2 separate regions of the Homo sapiens genome follow, and region 2 is linked to region 1. A link is a contact called in ENCODE Hi-C or POLR2A ChIA-PET data. All regions are on one chromosome and are shown on one strand. The core of a region is the stretch at or near the end of the contact, and the rest is flanking DNA. Distances in the headings are between cores, read along the strand shown.

The links. Hi-C counts contacts between places; a loop is a spot of excess contacts on that map. ChIA-PET counts read pairs that join two places held with the same protein, here RNA polymerase II (POLR2A). Pooled maps may share reads with other maps.
Region 2: POLR2A ChIA-PET joins it to region 1 with 20 read pairs in MCF 10A. The contact joins two enhancer-like sites. A Hi-C loop is called at or near these places in 4 of 37 single-sample maps with no recorded cell type and 5 of 50 pooled maps. POLR2A ChIA-PET finds 5 or more read pairs at or near these places in 5 of 52 experiments (A673, Caco-2, MCF 10A and 2 more).

Annotation. Positions count from the first base shown.
Region 1 is chr13:73,333,568-73,337,139 of GRCh38, forward strand. No RefSeq gene overlaps it. Among named protein-coding and RNA genes, the nearest start is that of LINC00392, 230 kb to the right of the region's middle. Within about 2 kb of position 1,789, at least 8 of the 41 ENCODE cell types and tissues checked have a DNase peak (open chromatin) inside an H3K27ac peak, as active enhancers do.
Region 2 is chr13:73,285,474-73,289,045 of GRCh38, forward strand. No RefSeq gene overlaps it. Among named protein-coding and RNA genes, the nearest start is that of KLF5, 230 kb to the left of the region's middle. Within about 2 kb of position 1,663, at least 3 of the 41 ENCODE cell types and tissues checked have a DNase peak (open chromatin) inside an H3K27ac peak, as active enhancers do.

The DNA.
Region 1 (3,572 bases), core at 539-3,038:
TTATTCCATACAAGGATGATAGTTTCCTCAAGTACAAAAATAACTCGAAATACGAAAGCTTCATTGACGTCTTGCTCAGGTGGCATGTACTTGCAGACCGCACGGTAGGAAAGCTCAAGTTTGTTATGATTAATTATTAAAGCTCTGCTGTATACAAACTTTATTGAAAGTTATGGTCCATGTAAAAATGATAGACACAGGCTCTGCTGTCTCTGATCTCTCACTATAGGGCGTACACAGAACAGATAAGCATTTAAGCTGGAAGAAGTATTGGGAAACAACTCTTTAACGATAGCATCACCCTTATTCATTTTATATTTTTTAGACAGACTCAGTTTAATCTTACAATCATGTGTCTTAATGTGCCTGAACTGTGTGAAAGTCTATAAGCCACCTATTGTAAGGAGGCAGAGCATAAAAGGAGAAAGAATATGGTCTGTTGAAAAACAATCTCAAATGAGGACCTCTTCTGTGGCCTCCTTCCACATTCTTCCACTTTCTGAATTTTTTCTCTCCACCATGATCATAATTTTGGTTGGAAGGATAGCTTAGAATAAAATGCTAAGAAGAAAGATGATTATCATTATCTTAAAAATTCAATGGGATTGGTTTCTGCCTACTTCTGCCTCCGTCTGCAGAGAGACTGCTTGCCACAAATGGTCATCGTGGCAATGGAAATACTAGGATGTCCTCAGGTCCCACTGCTTTGGTGCTAAGAGCTCAAAGGGAATGTAAATTATCTAGATGTTGAATCCCAGGTTTTTTTTTTTTTTTGCAGCTTTCATACTCATGAAAAGGCTGTGGATTTGTAGCATGTAAGAGAGACGATGATTTTACTTTGTTGGAATAATTCAAACATCTGCTCCTTACTTTGAATAGATTCTGATTTATGTGCCTGTACCAACTTGATATCTATAAAACCAACCAGCAGTGTCATATTTTGAAATTTTATTCTCTCTTTGCTTTAGGGAGCTCCAGAACCTGGGAAGTGACTAATGATATTGCACGAGATAGATTAACTTAATTCTTTCATCATCAATTTTTGTTTGTGACTACATGGTAACAACCATAAAAATAGAGACTAAGTGCTTGTTGCCTGGAGCGGTTCTACTTTCCTGCTGTACAGCAGCAAGATGTAGCTCTGTTCCATAATTTAAAGAATGTCTATGTCCTCCATGAGCATCACAATGATTCAGCATTTTAACTTTATGCAGCGGAAGCAAAAAAGAAGAAAACTAGAATGTTCGGATTCTGACTTAGTATGGTGTGAGTGGGGGGCTCGCCAAACAAGCAAATTAAAGCTTTAAATTTAATAGAGCACCTTTATAAAGAGCTATATGACATTTGAGGAATGAATTTTGGCATGGTCAGTACTGTTAAGTCTTGACAGTTGTAAGTCTTAAAAGAGAAATTCTTTACCCTTTCTTCTTGCCGAATAACCCTACACCCTTTCCCCTAGGAAAAGAATATTATTTATTTTTCCTCATGTTGGTGACTCCAATGACCTCCATGGAAGATTTGCAGAATTTCATTCCCATTTTAGATCTATTTCTCTTATTTTTTTTTAAATCTAGTGTTTCATAATGTCTAAAAGAAAGTGTTTGCAAGTCATTGTGGTTTTTTTTTTTCATCAAAGTATTCCTTGTTTCACTCTCTGTCGCATTTATTGCTCTTTCTCCTATTCTTTGCTTTCTCATTCTATGGAGCCCCATATGAACTTGCTTTAGTTAGGCTGTAATTTAAGTCTAATTTCATAAGCCGATTACTGTGGGACCAGATGACAGAGGAAACTCCCAAAAGGGCACACTTAATACAGGAAATGGGGTTAATGATTCAGTAGGCGAAACTCTTACTTCTGACTCACTGTACCACTAATAAAATGCTACGCTCACAATGGAGATTTAGTAAATGTTTGTTGACTGATTACTGTACACTGATAAATCCTGAGTATAAGGAAAATGTCATGTAGAAATCATTGATTTCAAGTCTAATGATTAGGAAATAGAAGCACGAATAAACCAAATGACATGTCTGATATAGTATGGGAAGAACTTTGTAGTAGAAACATTTCTATTAATGGCCCCATTTTATGTCTCTACATGTTTTCTTTTTACCCCCTTTTACAAATTCACATCATCTCACTATGCCTACTTATCTTTGCAAGCCTTCTTAGACGGTTTTCATACAAGGCAGTACAAAGAATAAATACTAAGCATGTACCAAAACTTTAGACTCAGAAATGGGCCTTTGCTATATGACCAAATTGAGTATGACATGAATTGGAGGCCAGGTTGTTGATTAGAAACAATGTGGTAACTTGTGACTAGTTGAATCTGTCAAAGACATAGAACCTGCTGGGCATGGTGTCTCTTGCCTGTAATTCCAGCACTTTGGGAGGCCGAGATGGGCGGATCGCCTGAGCCCAGGAGTTTGAGGCCTGCCCAGCCAGCAAAGTGAGGCCCTGTCTCTACAAAAAATACAAAAATTAGCCAGGTGTGGTGGCATGTGCCTGTAGTCCCAGCTACTCTGGAGGCTGAGATGAGAGGATTGCGTGAACCTGGGAGGTTGAGGCTTCAGTGAGCTGTGATTGCACCACTGCATTCCAGACAGGGTGACGCAACGAGACTTTGTCTGAAAAGCAACAACAACAACAAATACAACAAAATCCAGACGTAGAACCAAATTTGCTATCATGTAGTACTTTTTAATTATGCTGGCAGCCTTAGAGAAGTAGCTCATTCTTGAAACATACTCTCTAAATTACCTTGTATGATTTAGCAGTAAAAAATTTTTAGAAGATCAAGAATATCATATATATGAGGATGCACGCGCACACACACACCATTTTCTGTTCAGTTTCAGCAAGTTTATAAACCCCATGAATCTATTTGTCAACTCTCTATGGCACCATGTGCTAGAAAATAAGCATCTCTGGTTTAGAAAACTAGTGTGTTTTTATGTACCCTGGTTTGTTCATTTGTCTGTTTTCTGTTTTTTGTTTGTTTGTTTTGTTTTTGTTTTTTGACCAGCTCGTCAATCTTTAAATCTGTTTTGCAAAATCTTAGTTAAAAAAGTATTTCTTTTCAAAGACGAGAGTAACTTTTAAAAAATTTGTGTCATTCTACAGATTCCATTTTCCTGCTGCAAACTAGAGATCCTGTCTCATCTTGGATGTAATTCCTACAGTTAGACTTCTATCAAAGGGTCATTGTGCCAACTGGAATTCTTTCCAATTCGAGAAATAAGAATTTGAGGAATCTCTAAGGGTAGAAATGACTTCTATCGGGAGACAGCACACTAACGCAAGAGGGCCAATGGGGTTCTGCCACCTGTATTTGTAAATAAAATTTCACTGGTACACAGCCATGCCTGTTCACTATTGTCTATGGTTACTTTGTGTTACAAAGGCCAAGTTGAGTAATTGCAGCAGAGGTTATGTGGCAGCAAAGCCTAAGAGATTTGTTATCTGGCCTCTTACCGAAAAAGTTTACCTATCCTTGTTGTGTATCATTCTGATTCACAATTTATCACCCTCAGCACTATTGACATGCAGGGCTGGGTGATCTTTCCTG
Region 2 (3,572 bases), core at 413-2,912, 48 kb before region 1:
TTAATTGGCAAGTATAAATACTACCTGTTAAAACTTATAATTTTTAGAAAATTCAAGATTTAACACAAGAAAGAAAGTAAAAAATAAATACTTAATGTTAAAATTCCACCATTAAAAAGTGCTTTAAAGTTTTCTGAACTTAATTTGAACCTTTATTTTCATGTAGACACCATTAATAAAGTATCCGAAAGGGTAGTGACAGAGGATTTGTTTGAAATTTGCAATAGACCTAAGTGAGAAGTGGGAGGGAATTATTTCTGGGGCCCCGGTTTCTCTGCCTGGTATTTCTTCTCTTCCCACCACATACCTGTACTTGGAGGTGCACAGGTTCCTTGGGGCTAGGATGAGTGGCGAGGCCAGTCAACAAAATAAGAAGAAAAACATGAATTTTCCGCCCTTCTGGCTTTTTTCCCTTCTCCCCTTTGCCTCTCTTGGTGACTGGCTGTGCACTTACCCGCCACCCAAATCATGAACCTGAGAATTACTTTCATGATGCTTCCAGCACCCTGTCGACCCCATTCTCACTCTCATCAGTATCATCGGTATCCAAATGTGATGTGTGATGGTACCTCCTTCACATGTGTTATCTTGTCCCTTCCTCTCTATTTCTTGAAGTTGTTCACAAGGACAATTACAACAAGCTCTTCACTGCCCAACCTTCTCTTTAATCCAAATTTTATGATGATGCTAAGAAATCTCTTCAAACCACGATTTCGTTCGGTTACTTACTGGCTTTTTTTTTTTTTTTTTTTTTTTTAAAGACATCAAGAGCTTTCTCAATGCCTTTAGGGTAAGTCTTAATTTCTAGAACTGGTCCTTAAATTCCGACCAAGCCTAACCTTACACTGTGGGCCACTTGAACCTTTCCTCATCTCCAGGGTTACTATGTCTGGTGTGGTCACTGGCACAACTCTAGGGGGCGCCATGCACACTGGCAGTCTATATGACAAATGTTCTCTCTGCCTGAAATTTCCTTCCCTGCCTGTCCTTTAAAATGCAATTTTTCTTGAATTTCTCAAACTACTTTACTTCCTTGAAATTGGAGCCCTTCTTCCTCTCAGTGGACTCTACCTTTACCTATTTCATTCATCTACTTACTTTCCAACTCTCCAATCTTAAGTGCTTGTTTCCATGTTTCTCTGTCTCCTTTTCCTGCCTACCCCTCACTGAAAAGTAAGCCCCTGAAACACAGATGCTGTTTTATTTGTTTTTATAGCCCTTACATTTAGCACTTAACCTGGTACAGAGAGGCACTTAATATTCAGTCTAAGAGTGCATGAGTGAATGAATGAATGCAATACAATGAACTCTGGTTGGTTCACGCAACCCTGGGTTTCTTTTTTTGTTTTTAGACGGAGTCTCGCTCTGTCGCCCAGGCTGGAGTGCAGTGGTGCGATCTCAGCTCACTGTAACCTCCATCCCCTGGGTTCAAGCAATTCTCCTGCCTCAGCCTCCTGAGTAGCTGGGATTACAGGCGCCTGCCACCACACCCAGCTAATTTTTGCATTTTTAGTAGAGACGGAGTTTCACCATGTTGGCCAGCTGGTCCCGAACTCCTGACCTCAGGTGATCCGCCTTGGCCTTGGCCTCCCAAAGTGCTGGGATTACAGACATGAGCCACCGCGCCCAGCCAACCCTGGGTTTCTGTTTACATTTTTTTCTATGTGGATCTGGACTGTGTTTCCTTCTATGCTAGCCCAGACTAGCCTAATAACACCTGCCCCTCCCAACTGTTTTCTAGTTGATTTACTTATAGCTTCTGTCCCTAGCAGGATCTGGCTTTCTCCTGGAGCAAGTGTATCTGCTACTACATACTATCTGCACCCTCGTATCCTATTTCCCTTCCTCTGTGGGGACGACTAAGGGTTTACCATGGCTGCAGCACAACTGGCATCTGTCAGAATCAAAACTCATTAATAAAAAAATGATAATGCTTCAAAGTACATTACATTACTCCTTCAAAGTCCTTTGTGAACATTATCTTATTAATCATCACAATAGCTCAGGGGAAGATAAACATTGTTGGTTATCTTACCTCGATCATATTTTGAAGGAACTGTTTTTTTCTTGTTATTGTTTGATCATGCTATGAAATCTGGATAGCAATTTTCATATTGGCTATTTGGATATAATTTGATATGCTGACGTAAAATTTCCCTGGATCAGTAAGGTGGTTTTTATTTTTATTTTAGATGTCTCACTGGTACTCTTGTAGAATTCTTTCCAGAGAGCTGAGCAAAGAATAACAAGCAAAAGACTGAGATATTTCTCCTCAGGGGTTGAAATTTTCTGGGTATCTTGAGGCTCATTAAATCATTGGTTCATGATGTAGAAAAGCAAAAGACGAGTTACTTGTACACATAGTAGGTGCTAAAATAACAGTTGAATGATTGAATGAAGTATTATTTTAAAACCTGGAAGTTTAAATAAGGGACTTATGTAAAAAATTAGTATCCTAGTCAGGAATTCCATTAGTAACCAGCATCAAGTAGCCAAAAGAGAATTCTTTTAGGAGGGGAATTTTACTTAGGAAACTGGTTTAAAGAATCTACTCAGTTCTTCTGTCCCCGCCTCACCTCTAGCATCCTATGTTTACTTTTCTCATAGCGCTTATCACACATTTTATCATGTATTTGTTTACGACTTTAGTTTCCCTTAGATGGCAGGAAACACTTCTGCTTGACACACAATGGGAGCTCAATAAATGACTGTTGAATGGAAAAAAAATTAACTAGAGAAATCTTTCCCACCAAAAGTAAAAAGTGGAATAAGTTCAATTTCAAAGTTACAGGAAGAGATGGTATAAGCATTGGGCACTACATTCAAGTTGGGTGTCAGGTATCCTCAACGCGCCTTGTATGAGGAATTTGAAATCTTCCAATAACTCAACAACAAATGGTACCACCTCTGGAAGATTTTCTTCTTTCAAGAGATGAGCGATGTCACAGATGACATGGGCACTTTCTATGTTCTAAGATGGAGTCTTATTTCGTGGGAGTGTCTAGGGTGGAGTGGCCCTCAGTACAACTATACCTGTTCATCTCTGGTGCTGGGAGAGTGTCCTAGAGGGAGGTTTCATGAGGCTTACCTCAAATTTTTTTCCAGGCCAAACAAACATTTTTGGCTTCATAGATTACTGTCAACTCTATGTCTACCCCGTCAGCATAGACTAAAAGGCCAGGCTGTAGTCAGGCTGTGGTGTAATCGGGCATCTGTCTTTTCTAATCACAGTAGTTTTGTGGCATGGGGTGTGGAGCTGAGTGGAAGGGCGGGACATTTCTCTGGCCTGTACTTCCTCTTCCTGGTCAAGCTCACACACTTCCCACTAGCACTCTGTCTTCCCACCCTTCTTACTGTTACTCCAGGAAGTGCCAGTGCCCAGCACAAGCTTCTGAAAACTCCCTCAGTTTAAAAACACTCCCGAACCCTTCCTCCAACCTCCAGAAAAATGTCACCCATTATTAAGAAATGCCCGAGTAGAACACGCTGGCTTCTAAATGTCACTTTTTAAGATTTGGAGATAAAACACCGTCATAGCTTTAAAAAATCCTGTTCACTCTTGCCTTTTATCT